2 separate regions of the Homo sapiens genome follow, and region 2 is linked to region 1. The links are chromatin contacts, found by Hi-C or POLR2A ChIA-PET in ENCODE. All regions are on one chromosome and are shown on one strand. Each heading gives the region's core, a stretch centred on a gene start or an enhancer-like site at or near the end of the contact. The rest is flanking DNA. Distances are from core to core; before and after follow the strand shown.

Region 1 (6,615 bases), core at 1,725-4,224:
GTGGAGGCACCTTGGACAATATGCTTAACTTTAAGCCTCAGTTTACTCAACTGTAAAATAGGAATAATAAAACTTTTCTCAAAATTTATGAGAATTAAATGAGATATTATTTTAATGCAGTTAGAACAGTGCCTGAAACATAATAAATGCTTAGCTTATTATATGGCAGTTATTAATCGCTAGCAGTTAAAACACAGGCAAAATGGAGAATTAGAAACAAATATGGGCAATATAATCCAGAAACAATTTTAATTGTATGACTGAAGAAACCTAAGAAACTCTGACCCAAAAGGCATTGCTAATTCCAGGGAAGATTATATTGAATGCTGAACATTATCCCAAAATGCGTTTGCAAATTACCCTCACCAGAGGCAAGGTTCTTGGATGCAGTGTATTATCATTCATTTTTTTTTCCAGTTATTACTCTTTAAAGACAGGACTGCCAAGGGCTACTCTAGAAAGTCACTAATATAATACCTTTTATTATATTTCCCAATTTCACACCTTCCTCAACCCAATCCCCAAAGTTGTTGAAAGGTGACTGTAATTGCATCGTTAGTTCTTAGCTTTCCTGGAATCTTATCTAAGACAACTTTCACATCCCCCAAAACCCTAAAAATAAGCCCAGATTTTTGCTTTAAATTGCGAAGAACTTGCTTTATTTTGTAGGATGAGCTTGATAACCTCAGCGTGGATTTCAGCAGCTGCCGGAAACAGCACTCTAGAAGTTAACACAGGTACGCTCCGTACTGAGGCACTGTTTTAGCTAACTGCTCCAGGGACAGCAGGCTCAGTCCTCTTAGGTAAGTAATTTTGGAAGGTGGCACTGTGTTCCTAATAAATTGAATCAGATCCCTTAGGTTAGTCACTATTCTTAAGAAATAAAGCACGAAATCAACTTGAAGTCATCTGTTGAGAAGGCCGTGGATAGACCTGAAAAGGAACATTTTGAACATTTAATTGAACCTCTTTGATTTACAGATGAAAAAACTAGTCATTTAAAAAAGTCTTGCCTAAGGTCAAATGTTTTGTTTCCTGGACTGGCATAAAGCTCATCTGTCACAGTCGGGTGGATGTTCCTTTCTGTTCCTGGCAACTTGACCCCCCCGTCCCCCCAACCCCATCTCTCCATCTGATTTCATAAAGATCCAGACCTGGGATTCAGAAACGGGGAAGCTGAAGGAGTGTGACCTAAAACAAGAGAAAGACAAGCTATTAAATTGTTATTAGGAATTATAAGACGAGAGAGGCTTGCCTGCTAGAACGTCAAGAAGCAGTATCTTTTCTGTTTTGTACAACGCTGTATTCCCAGCACCTACAACTGTGCCTGCTAAGCCTGGTAAGGCCTAATAATTGTTAAATGAAAAACAATCAATCACTCAATCATAGATGTGTCAGATTGTGAGAGAAAACACGTCCTTACTGTTTTCTCTACCACCCTCCTTCCAGTAATACTAATAAAATGTGCACATTTGTATTCTAAAGAGGTGAAATCATATACACAGCGCTCTAGCACGGTGCCTGGCCCATTGTAATTAATACATGCCAGTTTATTTTCCTTTTCTTCCTCCACAAGTATGGGCTACTAGGGAGGACGAAGGGTTGGTGCCGTGGTGTTTATGTGCCTGGACAGAAAGTGAAGCGTATCCAAGAGGCTGCTGAGAGCGGGCTGTCGGTCTTTCTGATCCGTATAGATCAATTCCAGTGCCCTGAAAAACGCACAGCTATTTTACCCAGAGAGGCTGGTCGCTTTTGTTGATCGATTCTCGGCTGCAGTCAGCTCTTTAATACAACTTTTTATGAGCATCAGCCACATTGCGGCGGGAGGAGGGGCTGTGGTGGAAAAAGCAGGGAAACCGCCCCCCACTCCCAAAAAGTAAAGGAAGCCCGCGGGGCAGGGACTGCGGTTTGCCGGTCTAACGGGTCCTCGAGCTGGGGCGGCGGTCCCGGCCCCTTCGGCCCCGCCCCTCGCCCGCGGCCGCCTCCGAGGTTCAAGTTCGGCCCCCGGCTGTTAGGCCTCGCGCTCCCGGATCTGAAGCCGCCCGTGCGTCCCTAGGTCCCCCGCTGGAAGACGAGGCGGGAATCCCAGGGGTCATCCGGGCGCGGGGTCGCTCGTCCACGCACTGTGGTGCCACGTGGAGGAAAAGTTTCCAACTCTGCCAGTTGGTGCTCCCACTGCGCCCAGGCGGAGCAAAGGCCCGCGCTTTGGCACCCGCTCCCCGTTCTGTCTCCTCCAGTCGCGCCCCCTCCCAGGGACGCCCCCCTTGTACCCCTTCTCTGAATTCCCTTCTCTCCTCGCAGCGCAGGTAGCCAAGGGAAAACACCCTTGGGGGCTGGTGGGGCTTCCCGAGAAGGCGGCCTCGGGCCGGCCAGGGGTAGAGGATCCAGGGACAAGTGTCCCGAGGAGGATGTGGGGGGCGCGCGCGCGAAGTGGCCTGGGAGCAGGGGCCCACACGCGTCCCCGCTGCGACAGGCGGGATCCTCCGGCGGCTTCCACGCCCTGGCGCGCCAACTCTGCCCGGCCGCGGCCGACCCCACGCGGGCGCCCCCTCCACGCCCCCGCCCCCGCCCCCCTCACAGCTCCCCACCGCCCCCAGTGCGCAGGCCCGGCCGCCCCAGCGCGCATGCCCTGGGCTCGCGAGCGCGGCCAGCCCCCAGCCTTTTGCTTTCTACACACTCTACAACTGGGGAGGGGGCGGGGGAGGAGGGAGCCCAGCCGTCCACGTGATCCCGCCGGCCGGGGCCGCGGGGGCGGGAGCGCGCGCCGAGAGAGGCGCGGGGAGGGCGGGTGCGCGGGAGCGCGCGCACTCGAGCGAGCGAGCGAAAGCACGAACGAGCGAGCGAGCGAGCGAGCGAGCGGGCGGGCGCGGGGTTGGGCTGAGGCGGGCGGCGGCGGCGGCGGCGGCGGTGGGCTGGCCGCGGAGGGGGAGGAGCGGGAGCTGCGCGAGGCAGGCGGGCGGGCGGAGGATGGGGCAGTGCCCGGGCTCCCGCTGCAGCCGCCCGGGGACACGCCGTGCACCCTCCGGCTCGGGGCTTTCTCGGCGGCGGCGGCGGCAGCAGCAGCAGCGTTAGCGGCGGCGGCGAGAGCAGCGTTCCCGGCTGCGCTTCTCCCTCAGGCGGGGCGGCGAGAGAAGCGGCGGCGGCGGCGGCGGCACACCGGTGTCTCTCCCGCTGGAGATTTCTTTCTGCTTTCCTCATCGACTGACTGACTCACCCCCTCCCTTTTTTGAGGAAGGGTGACCTCTTCTCTGGGACTGGAAAAAATATTTTTGTGAGGAGGGGGGCGGGTGGCAGCGACAGGGTTTGCTTCTTCTCTTCTTTCATCTCCCTCTCCTCCCCCCTCGAAGACCGAAAAGCAAACCCCACAACTGCTCCAGCAGCATCCTCCTTCCCTTCCTCCGCCTCCCTTCTCCTCCGCCGCTCGCAGTTTCGCCCTCTCTTCCGCTAATGATTGCATTATTATGCTCCCCTCTCTGGGGGGTCTCGCCCCTCTTGGGTCGCTCCGGAGCCCCGGCCTCCCCTGGCTGCATTTCTTAAAAATTTGGGAGCCTGGGAGTGAGTTTTCTCCGAGGCGTGTGTGAGAGGCGGCGGGGGTGTTTTCCTGCGCGAGGGGCGGGTGAAGTTCATTGCCCCCACTTTTCCCGCGACCTTTTTCGGACCCGATTTTGGATCGAGTTGAGGGGGGCGCGGGCGTTTTCGGGGGGCGGGGGGCGCGGCGGAGAATGGCCGCGGGGAGGGCTCCCCGGAGCCTCCCAGTCTCTTGATCAAAGCATTCCGCTATTCTGATTTATTGCTTGCTTGGTGAGTTATTTTTTTTTCCTCTAAAGGAGACCTGTGTGTTCAGCCATTACTTTGCTCGGCGCTGCTCCCAGGCATCTCCGACCCTCGGTGCTGTGGGGAGCCCCACACTTGGGCTCCTCGCCTCTCGCCCTCGCTCCCCGTCCCTCCTCCCCTCTCTCCGCCCCTTCCCCCTTTTCTTTCTCCTCTCTTTCTTCCCCTCTCTCCCTTCTTTCGGCCGCCGTCTCCCCCGCGCCCTCCTCGGGGCGGAGGGAAGCCGTGAAGGGGGAGGGAGGGCTCGGTGTCAATTTTTTTTTGTGTGGCTGCGGCCGTAGCCTGTGGCGGGCAAGCGGGGAGACCCCGGCGCAGCAGAACCATGGATGGCCCGACGCGGGGCCATGGACTCCGCAAAAAGCGGCGGTCGCGGTCGCAGCGAGACCGGGAGAGGCGCTCCCGGGGCGGGCTGGGGGCCGGCGCGGCCGGCGGCGGCGGGGCTGGCCGGACCCGGGCGCTCTCACTCGCCTCGTCGTCGGGCTCCGACAAGGAAGACAATGGGAAGCCCCCGTCCTCCGCCCCGTCCCGGCCCAGACCCCCGCGGAGGAAGCGGAGAGAGTCCACCTCGGCAGAAGAGGACATCATTGATGGATTTGCCATGACCAGCTTTGTCACTTTTGAAGCGCTGGAGGTAAGGGGGACCCCCCTTCCCCCGGGTTCCCTTTATGCACGACCCCACTCGGCTGCGCCCGGCTCTCCTGCCTCCCTCGCCGCGCTCCGGGCTGTCTGTCTGTCTGTCTGTCTGTCTGTCTGTCTAGGCTGAGGTCTTATTGTTGGTGGGGGGAGCTGGGGGCGCGGGCAGACAGGCAGCAGGAGGGAGTCGCAAAGCCGTGCCTGGTCTCGTTTCCTCGCTCGCCTTTCCCCTGCGCCCCCTCCCTGCACCCCCTCCACAGCAGATGGGCAGAAAGAAAGGGGTTCGGGCATCACAACAATGCGCCCCCTCTCCACAGAGAGCTCTGCCCCCACTCCTTCCTCCTCTCCCTCCCCAATCATGGCTTCTTGGCTGGTGGAAGTCTCTTTGCTGGGTTTGGGGCGCCTGTGGACGGTTCTGTGTGCTTTCTACAGAGTCATATGTTCGTGTGTGTGTGTGTGTGTGTGTGTGTGTGTGTGTCTGTGTAGTATATACCTTTCCCGGGTGTCCTCGGGACTGGAGACTGATGGGGTTTTGTGATTTCTTTGCGCCTCCCCCCATTACCCCCCCATATTCTTTTTTTTTTTTTTTTTTTGGTGAAGCTGGGGAAGGGGGCGTTTTCTCCTGGTTGGGAGAAAGGAGGGAGGAGGGGAGAGAAGAGGGAAGGGTGGAATAGCTCTCTGTATTCTGTATGGGGTTCTGTTACAGAAAGGGTTAATTATAATATTATCTATACACATACATAGGCACATGTGTGTGTGTACATGAGCAATTTAGTTAAAGGACAGAAAAAGGTACACCAGGGAAGACTGGTGGGAGGGAAGAATAAAATCCTAGCTGCTATCTGAAGGGCTTGTCACCAATTGTCCCTCTCCCTTTCCTTTTTTGTGTTTTCTTTTTTTTCTTTCTAAGTGATTGGCTTTGTGTGTGTCTATGTGTGTGTCTTTCTTTATTCCTTGGGCACCTGCAGCGTTGATTTTCAAATGCACATTTTCCTTCCAGCCAACTGGCTCCTAGGGTAGGGGGAAAGGGAAAAGGGAGGGAGGGGGAGACTGTCCAGGGTTGGGGGGAAACTGTCTTTGCCTGGACCTGTCTCCTTTGGTGTGGTATTGGTCATTGGCCTCTATAAATTTAACCGCCTAATTTCCTCCCCCACCTCCCTGTCCCCACCCCCCACACACCATGCACACACACACAGAAGGCTTTGAGATTCTGCAGAGTTGGTCCACCTTTCTTAAGCACAAAACCAAGATACGGTTTATAGTTGGCTTATAGTGTTTCATGCACCTGATGTGATGGTTTGAGGTTCCTGAAGGAAACTTTTCCCTTTCCATTTTTTTTTTTGCGTTATTATGGTATTGTTTCACATGCTCAGATGCAAGCTTTGTTAATGACAGCTTAAATCTCACATACGGTAACTGTACAGGTTTAGATTGCTGGTTCTGTTTATGTGTTTGGGTGTCAGCTTTAAATATTTTTTTCAAAGGAAGGCTTCCTATCAGTGTTGTCCTTTTCTGTGTGAACTGCTTTTGGTTTGGGCTGCTGGTGGTGATGGTGGTGGATGGTGGCCAGTGGTTGGGAGTAAGGGAGGTATTGGTGGTGGTGGTGGTGGTGCAGGTGGTGGTGATGGTGATGTTGGTGGTATTGGTGGTGGTCGTAGATTTTGATGTTAGTGATTGAATCAGTTACTCTCTGGTTCTAGAATTGGTGCTTTATTGGCCAAAATTTTGAGTGTTGAGGTTCACCACTTATTAGAATAATTCCAACTGTGGCTTTAAGTTTGCCAAGGTGGGTGGTGGTTACCATACAGTGTGACCTCTTTCTGTCTCTCTCTCTTGTTTTAAAATAGGAGTTGAAATGGCAGCATGTTCCTATTAGAACATGCTGCTTGGAATTTGGTTCATCATTGCTGTCTGTGGTTGTTTTGGAAAGTACTTGTAAGAGCTGGTTACAAGTGGTTCTGCTTTCTGCATGGTTATCCTGAGCTCAGCAATCAAGAGGGGCCACTGGATTCCCACGAACATTTTTGGAGGACAAGTAGGGATATATGTGTGTGTGTATATATATATATATATATATGTGTGTGTGTGTGTGTGTGTGTGTGTGTGTGTGTGTGTGTGTGTGTGTGTGTATATCTCACTTATGCAGTTCTT
Region 2 (6,868 bases), core at 1,610-4,109, 80 kb after region 1:
GGGTTTCTCTATGCTGGCCAGGTTGGTCTCGAACTCCTGACCTCAGGTGGTCCTCCTGTCTTGGCCTCCCACAGTGCTGGGATTACAGGTGTGAGCCACTGTGTCCGGCCTTGGCTGAGGTTTGACTCTTTGCACCCACAGTCCCATGATGTGTGTACTTGTATGTATATATATTCACATCTGAGGACTGACATCATTTCGCAGACCGGGAAACTAAGTGTGAGGAGTACATTTTAAAATAATTTTTACATTATATATTGGCAGATCATCCATGTGCTTGTAGAAGGTATTATATTGGTAAGCTGCAGGTAGACAGGAAGACTGAAAGAGAAGGTAGAACCTGCTTGGATCCCAGTCTGTGCATACCTAAGGAGTTGAGTTGGCAATTCCTGAACCAAAGGTTCTGGTGTTCAGAAATATCTCCAGTTATTCAGAAGGATGGCATGACATTCTAAAAATAAGAAATTATTTGTAGTCACATCAGTGTGTAATATACCTTACAGAATATTAGAAGGGAGATGAAGCATTTGGGGATTCAAAGGAACTAGTTGTAGACCCTTAGGTATGGCCCTGAGACTACCTAGGGTGGCTTTTGTAGCAATCTAAACCTGTATCCTGGGATGTTAGCATCTCTGAACAAACCTTTTCTCTCCCCTCCATTGAGATCACTTTCTTTAAAGTCTTTATGCATTTAGAGAGTTGCTGAGGCAAGGCCATGTCCTGGTTTGCTCTTTTTAAAATGCAGATGTTTCTAGAAATGACTATAAACTGAGTCCTGAGCCACCTCTTGTAACTTTTCAGGTCTTGGTCTGGGGGAAGATAAAGAAATGGAGGTCTTATGCTTCACAATTTGGTTTAAGTCAACTATGGCAAGGTATCTTGACTTAAATAAGTGTGACTTAAGTAAGTCTGACAATTTAAATATTAGAATGGTAAGACATTTTTGTGCCTCTATAGCCATATGTCCATCTTGGGGAGGAAAAACTGAAAATAAACGATGATTACTTTTCAGTATTCTGTGGAAATCTTACTTCTCTTTTTAGTTAATTTTTCAGTGGATAGGCTCCCTACCTGCCAGCCCTAAATTCTTATTTATTCCTGAAACTCTGGTTTTTTTCTTTTTTCTTTTTTTTTTTTAAAGTATTCTGAAACTGTTTTCTGACCATGCTTCATATATTGAAGTAGATTTTTTTCACAGAAGGGTAAAGGAAGTGCATTATGTTTCATATGTAGATGCTTTTCAAGAACACACAGCTTCTCATCATTCATTTTAACAGTGGACAATTTTGGTGCCTGTTTATGGAGATTCCTTGGGAATTATCAGCTGATAGAAAATTTCTGAAGAGAGATAGAAAATCTAATCTATTTGGATGTCTTGTTAAATGGAGCTTTTTGAGTATAAGGGTTTCTGAAGAAATATAGGCTGTCAGAGCTGATAGAGTTTAGAGAGTCTCTGTGTACCATTCTTTATAAATAAAGACAGCCAAAAGCCCAGAGAAGTGAGGTGCTTGATGTTAAGATTTAGTTAGTGGCCCCCTACTGGTCTCTGAGCTGCCCATCACTCTACCTTGACTAATAGTGATAACTGATGTTTCTGGCAACAAATCCAAGGTACAAGTTTTCCAGGGTCTTCAAAGGAAAGCTACATTATATTAAAGTTCATGCTGAATATCTTTTATTGTGTTCTGATAGTTTGAAAATTGGTTATTTTTGTACTGTTGTAAAACTATAGTGCTTAACTGGAAACCCCAGCATTAACCCAGCCTTTGCCAGCGTTTCCCTTCTATAGGATGAGAAAGTTGTTGAAGAGTGAGGAAAAAAGATGGTATCTTGTCCTTAACAAAAGGTCTACGTGGATGAAAGGAGAAACTGACACTTATTGTTAGGGAAATGGTAATGCTTACATGATGATCTAATCTGGGTTTGAGTTTCGTTTTTGAAGTCACCAGTTTTTATTTTGGTGTTTTTCAGATATTCTTATAGCCTTCCTGGGGAGATTTATTTTTTGGAGACATCGCTCACATTGTTTACTCCTCTAGGTTAAATGTACTAGGCCATCTGTTGTTAATTTTGTAGTTGTATTAAATTCCATCCTTTGGCTGGATTTTAAGCACCAAAAGCAAACTTAGACAGAAGCAGGAGCATTTGCAAATTACATAGCTTTGAGCCTAAATGGTGGTTTTTATAAGTGCAGTTTTCAAATGGGCTGAGATTCTATTTTGAGTTTTGGGATCAGTAATTTAAACACAGGGACCTCTACGAGTTCTCTGGAAAAGCCCATTTTGAGACCCTGAACAGTTGTTATGCCAAAGCAAGCTCTTGGGGTAAGGTTGGCAGTGATGCTGCTGATAAATTACTTTTAAGATGCTTGGGGCTGAAGGACAATGATTTTGTAATAGTGTTTTAAGTTCTCAGGCTGACCTATGAAATCTGGAAGTGCTCATCTGAAAGGCCAGTATTCTTTCTGACAGGCACAGGAAAAACTCGTCCCCTGCTTGATCCTCATGCAAGCATTTCTTGGAGGAAGCCAGGCCTGTGGGTCTTGGGGGCCAGAACAGAGACACTGAGAGCAACACTACTGGCATTTTGAATTTCTGCTGAGGCTGCAAAAACATTTCAAGGGAAATCTGAAGTTATCCCTTCACTGTCTACAGCCTCTTGAATTGACTTCTGGGTGTTACAGATGGGACCAGCGTGTGTAAAAGCAGAATTTATATTCTATTTGGATATCAGAATCAAGTTTCTCTTTTTAAAATAATTTTATGGTAAGTCGTGGTTTCTCTGATATGATTTCTGTTGTGAGCGGAACAAAAATCATGGCGAAATGGTGTTATTACTTAACCAAATTGCCTCGTGTACAGACAGGCTGAACTGGTGCTTTGCCTAGAGTTGGCCTGGAGTTTTCAGAAACTCAATTGTGGCCTTTATAAGGCTGTGCCTGGGGTTGTATTTCCAATCTCTCTCAACTTTTGTTCTTGTGGAAGGGAGGAAGTAGAGCTGTGACAGATATATTGCCAGATAGCACACAATAGCACACAAAACGAGAAAGACACGGCGTGAGCCATTCATGGAGACAGATTTACGCTCTGTGCTGCCCTCAAACCATAGATCCATCTATTTCAGAGAAACAACTTGCCCACTGTATTATATTTCAGACAGGGACATGGCTTAGAAGAGAGATGCTGACTCCTTCTGTTTAGCTTTTGCCGATAATGCTGCACGTTTTGCTGTAGAATTACTTTTGTGGGGATGGGAAAGTATGTTTGGCAAAGGAAGGCCTGTCTCTAGATTGGAAGTGGAAGAAGGGAGATATCAGGAGAGTAATTGGCCATGCTGTCGCCATAGTGAAGTATATGTGTATATTTTTGCTGGGTTTTGTTTCCAGCCAACTATATTATCAGGTGTTGGATTTTTTAAACTTACTTCACAATAAGAAAAACAAAGCTAGAGAGATTGTGACTGGCCAAGGCCAGAATGTTTGGCATTCGTAGTTTCTCTTTAGTTCTCTCTGTAGGACCATTTCCTGGAGTTACAGAAGAATTGACCAGTGTGTCAGTGTCTTTCATGTACATTAATGGGCGATAGTATTGGTAGTGGTTAATATAATAGCATGGGTTCTGGAACCAGTCTGCCAGGATTTACATTCAGGCTCAACAATGCCTTAGCTACATGCCTCAGTTATCTTACCTATAAAATGGGGATTCCAGGTCTTACCTTATAAGGCAGCTCTGAGAATTGTTTAGTTAATATTGAGGCAGTTATAACTAAGTGTTCAGTAAACTTAGCTATTGCATTTTAAAATTTGTGTTGATTTTATGGAAATAAATGATGATGTGTGATACCTGGTAGATTGTTCGGCAGACATTTCAAATGTAAAAAAATAACTCTGTCTGCATTGAAATCTTTCTAGATTGATAGTTTTAAATAATGAAAAAAATACTTCTGGGAATGATCTACATTTGGAAGAAATCAGGAAAGAGAAGACTGTGTGTACTTTTGCATTTCTATGTTTTGGGCTTGTAAGATATGTGATTGTATATTTCATGTCAGTAATAATTTATTTTGGGGAGTAGAAGCAAATGTCAGTTACATACATCATCTATGGAATAGATTTTTAGTTTTATTTATTTTAACTGGATGAAATGGTTGAGTGTTGCCTTACTTGGTTGAATTTAGACATTTGAGAAAATTTTTTTTTAACTTTTGTGACACACAAGGACCTTTGAATGAAATCAGTCCCCTTTTCTTCCTTTAAAAAAACTTATAAGAATTACCATTTCTTGACTAAACAGTTGTTTTCTTTTAACATTATATACTTGTCTCTACATAGATACTACATTTTTTAGTTAGATGTGTTTTGGAAGAGCATTGACTTTTTTTCCTGTTACATTGGAAAAATTTAATGGCACGTGTATGTTATTCTTATCATGAAGTGGGTTTAGGCATGCTGCCTTATACTAAATAGAAATCCTATAGTAGTTGTTTTTCAGAAGTAATCCATTGATTCAAGTCATTCATTGATTCATTTATGAATACTTAAGTATGGTTACATAGGTAGGGATTGTCAGAATTGGCTTTTGAGCATTTTGTTTAGCAGTTATAATCCAGGTGGCAAATATACTGTCTGATTCAATTACTTGCATGAAATCACTTTAAACAGCTACTTAAGATGAGTTGTCCCTAGGCCTGTCTTTATCTACTTATTGTGCATGTGTGCTAGCATACACGCATTATCATTGTTGTTTTTTATTGTGTTAAAAAAATATTACAAAGTGTACCATCTTAACCATTTTAAAGTGTAGATACTTCAGTAGTGTTAAGTATAGTCATTTCATTGTGAAACAGAGCTCCAGAAATTTTTCATCTTGTGAATATGAAACTCTATACCCCTTAAACAACAACTCCCCTCCCTTGTTCCCTCCAGCCCCTGGTAAGCACCATTCTCATTTCTCTTTCTATGAATCTGAGTATTTTATTTTATTTTTTATTTTTTGAGACGGGCTCTCTGTGTTGCTCAGGCTGGAGTGCAGTGGTATGGTTTCGGCTCACTGCAGCATCCATCCCCCAGGTTCAAGTGATTCTCCTGCCTCACCCTCCTGAGTAGCTGGGATTACGGGCTCGCGCCACCATACCCAGCTAATTTTTGTATTTTTAGTAGAGACAGGGTTTCACCATATTGGCCAGGCTGGCCTTGAACTCCTGACCTCAAGTAATCCGCCAGCCTCAGCCTCCCAAAGTGCTGGGATTACAGGCATGAACCACCACACCCAGCTGAATTTGAGTATTTTAGATACCTCATCTAAATGGAATTACATAGTATTTGTCTTTTTGTGACTGACTTATTTCACTTAGCACAATGTCTTCAAAGTTCATGTACCATATGACAGAATTTTCTTTCTTAAGACTGAATACTGTTCCATTGAATGTATATACCACATTTGTTTATCTCCTTATCCTGTGATGGACATTTGAGTTGTTTTCACCTCTTGGCTATTGTGAATTAGTGCTTCTATGAACACGAGTGTGCAAATTTCTCTTCAAGATCCTGCTATCACTTCTTCTGCATATGTACCTGGAAGTGTGGGATTGCTGGATCATATGGCAGTTTTATTTTTAATTTTTGAGGAACCTCTGTACTGCTTTCTATAGGAGTCATACCATTTTGCAGTGTCACCAACAGTGCACATGTTCCCCAGTCTTTTAAACAGCCCCTTCCAGACTGACAGAGTGGCTACATACAGAACAGGGCAGCTTTGAAGATTAGGGTGGCCTGTTCCAAGCTTCTTCAGACTCCTCGGGACTGGCTAATTATTTTTGTTAAGGTCATACTGCTGGACCAGGGCCTATAGGTTGGCACTGACTTACGCATAGAATGTTGGCCTGGGTGTTGATAGACTTAGGCTGCAATTGCTATGAGTGATCTTAGGCAAGTTACCTCCACTCTGTTCCCTGCCATTGTCATCTGTAGATGAGGTGGTTATGCTTCTCTCTATTTCTTAATTTGTTCCAAAATCTTATTGTTTGTTGTAGAATCCAGGCATCTAAAAAATATACTGTGTGTAGCTTCGTGTAATTATTTGATAGACTGGATTTCTTTTTGCACCAGATAGTTCGGTTTTTTTGTTAAATGTCTCCTTTTTCTTTTCTTACTCTTTAACTGCCCCAAATACTAAGTGACGAGGATGGAGACCTTGGCAATTGAGTGCTATCAGTGAGTCTGAATGCCTGGGTTCAAATCCTCCATTTACTAGATGTGTGACCTTGGAGAATGTAACAAACTGTTGTTTCACAGTTTCTCCATCTGTGAAATGGAAATAATAATACGTTTGTGAGACTTAGGTGAGTTAATGCCTGTAAAGTGCTTTGCATGTGTCTAGCCCATAGTAAGCACTCATTAAACTCTTAATTATCATATAATATGCTAATTATGATGGTGGTAAATGAGTGAGGTCATCTTCCATTTTGGTCATACTCCACATTTGGGTAGCTTTAGACTTTCTGAAGATACTATTTCCTGTAATGTTTCTTTGTAGGTGGGGAGGATATACCTATTACACAGTTAGAAAAACTGAACAGTAGAGATTATGCTTTATATGGCTGGGATTAAAACTTCAGTGTCGTGTTTAGAGCCTAGTACTTCCTGGCCTGGCATGTTGTCCTACACTTAATGACTGTGGGGCCTGAGTGGGTTCTAATGTTAGAATCTGGTAAGAACTCTTCCTGACCTCTTTGCCCATTTATAAACAGCCTTCCAGGGTGACCTGAGTAAGATCATTTTCTAGCTGTGTAATCCTGGTGGTATGAAAACACTGGATGTCTATAGTTTTTTAGAACTGTGACTTAGTACTAATACTAGCCTCTTCAATAC

Evidence for each region. Hi-C counts contacts between places; a loop is a spot of excess contacts on that map. ChIA-PET counts read pairs that join two places held with the same protein, here RNA polymerase II (POLR2A). Pooled maps may share reads with other maps.
Region 2: a loop to region 1 is called in a map of OCI-LY7, with 3 times the contacts of the local background. The contact joins the enhancer-like site here to the promoter of AUTS2 in region 1. A Hi-C loop is called at or near these places in 8 of 168 maps with a recorded cell type or tissue (GM12878, OCI-LY7, dorsolateral prefrontal cortex and 3 more), 30 of 37 single-sample maps with no recorded cell type and 18 of 50 pooled maps. POLR2A ChIA-PET finds 5 or more read pairs at or near these places in 5 of 52 experiments (GM12878, WTC11, activated B cell and 2 more).

The regions. Positions count from the first base shown.
Region 1 is chr7:69,595,501-69,602,115 of GRCh38, forward strand. It overlaps AUTS2 (activator of transcription and developmental regulator AUTS2), which reads left to right and starts at 2,975. Exons shown (of 19, transcript NM_015570.4): 1 at 2,975-4,462. The coding sequence starts at 4,154. CT66 (cancer/testis associated transcript 66) reads right to left here and starts at 2,124. Exons shown (of 3, transcript NR_148927.1): 1 at 1,547-2,124; 2 at 1,155-1,191; 3 at 1-933. RefSeq lists enhancers at 2,145-2,224, 3,405-3,454 and silencers at 2,535-2,954, 2,975-3,054, 4,219-4,288.
Region 2 is chr7:69,675,697-69,682,564 of GRCh38, forward strand. The region is part of intron 1 of AUTS2 (activator of transcription and developmental regulator AUTS2); the gene reads left to right. Among named protein-coding and RNA genes, the nearest start is that of AUTS2, 81 kb to the left of the region's middle. Within about 2 kb of position 2,860, at least 5 of the 41 ENCODE cell types and tissues checked have a DNase peak (open chromatin) inside an H3K27ac peak, as active enhancers do.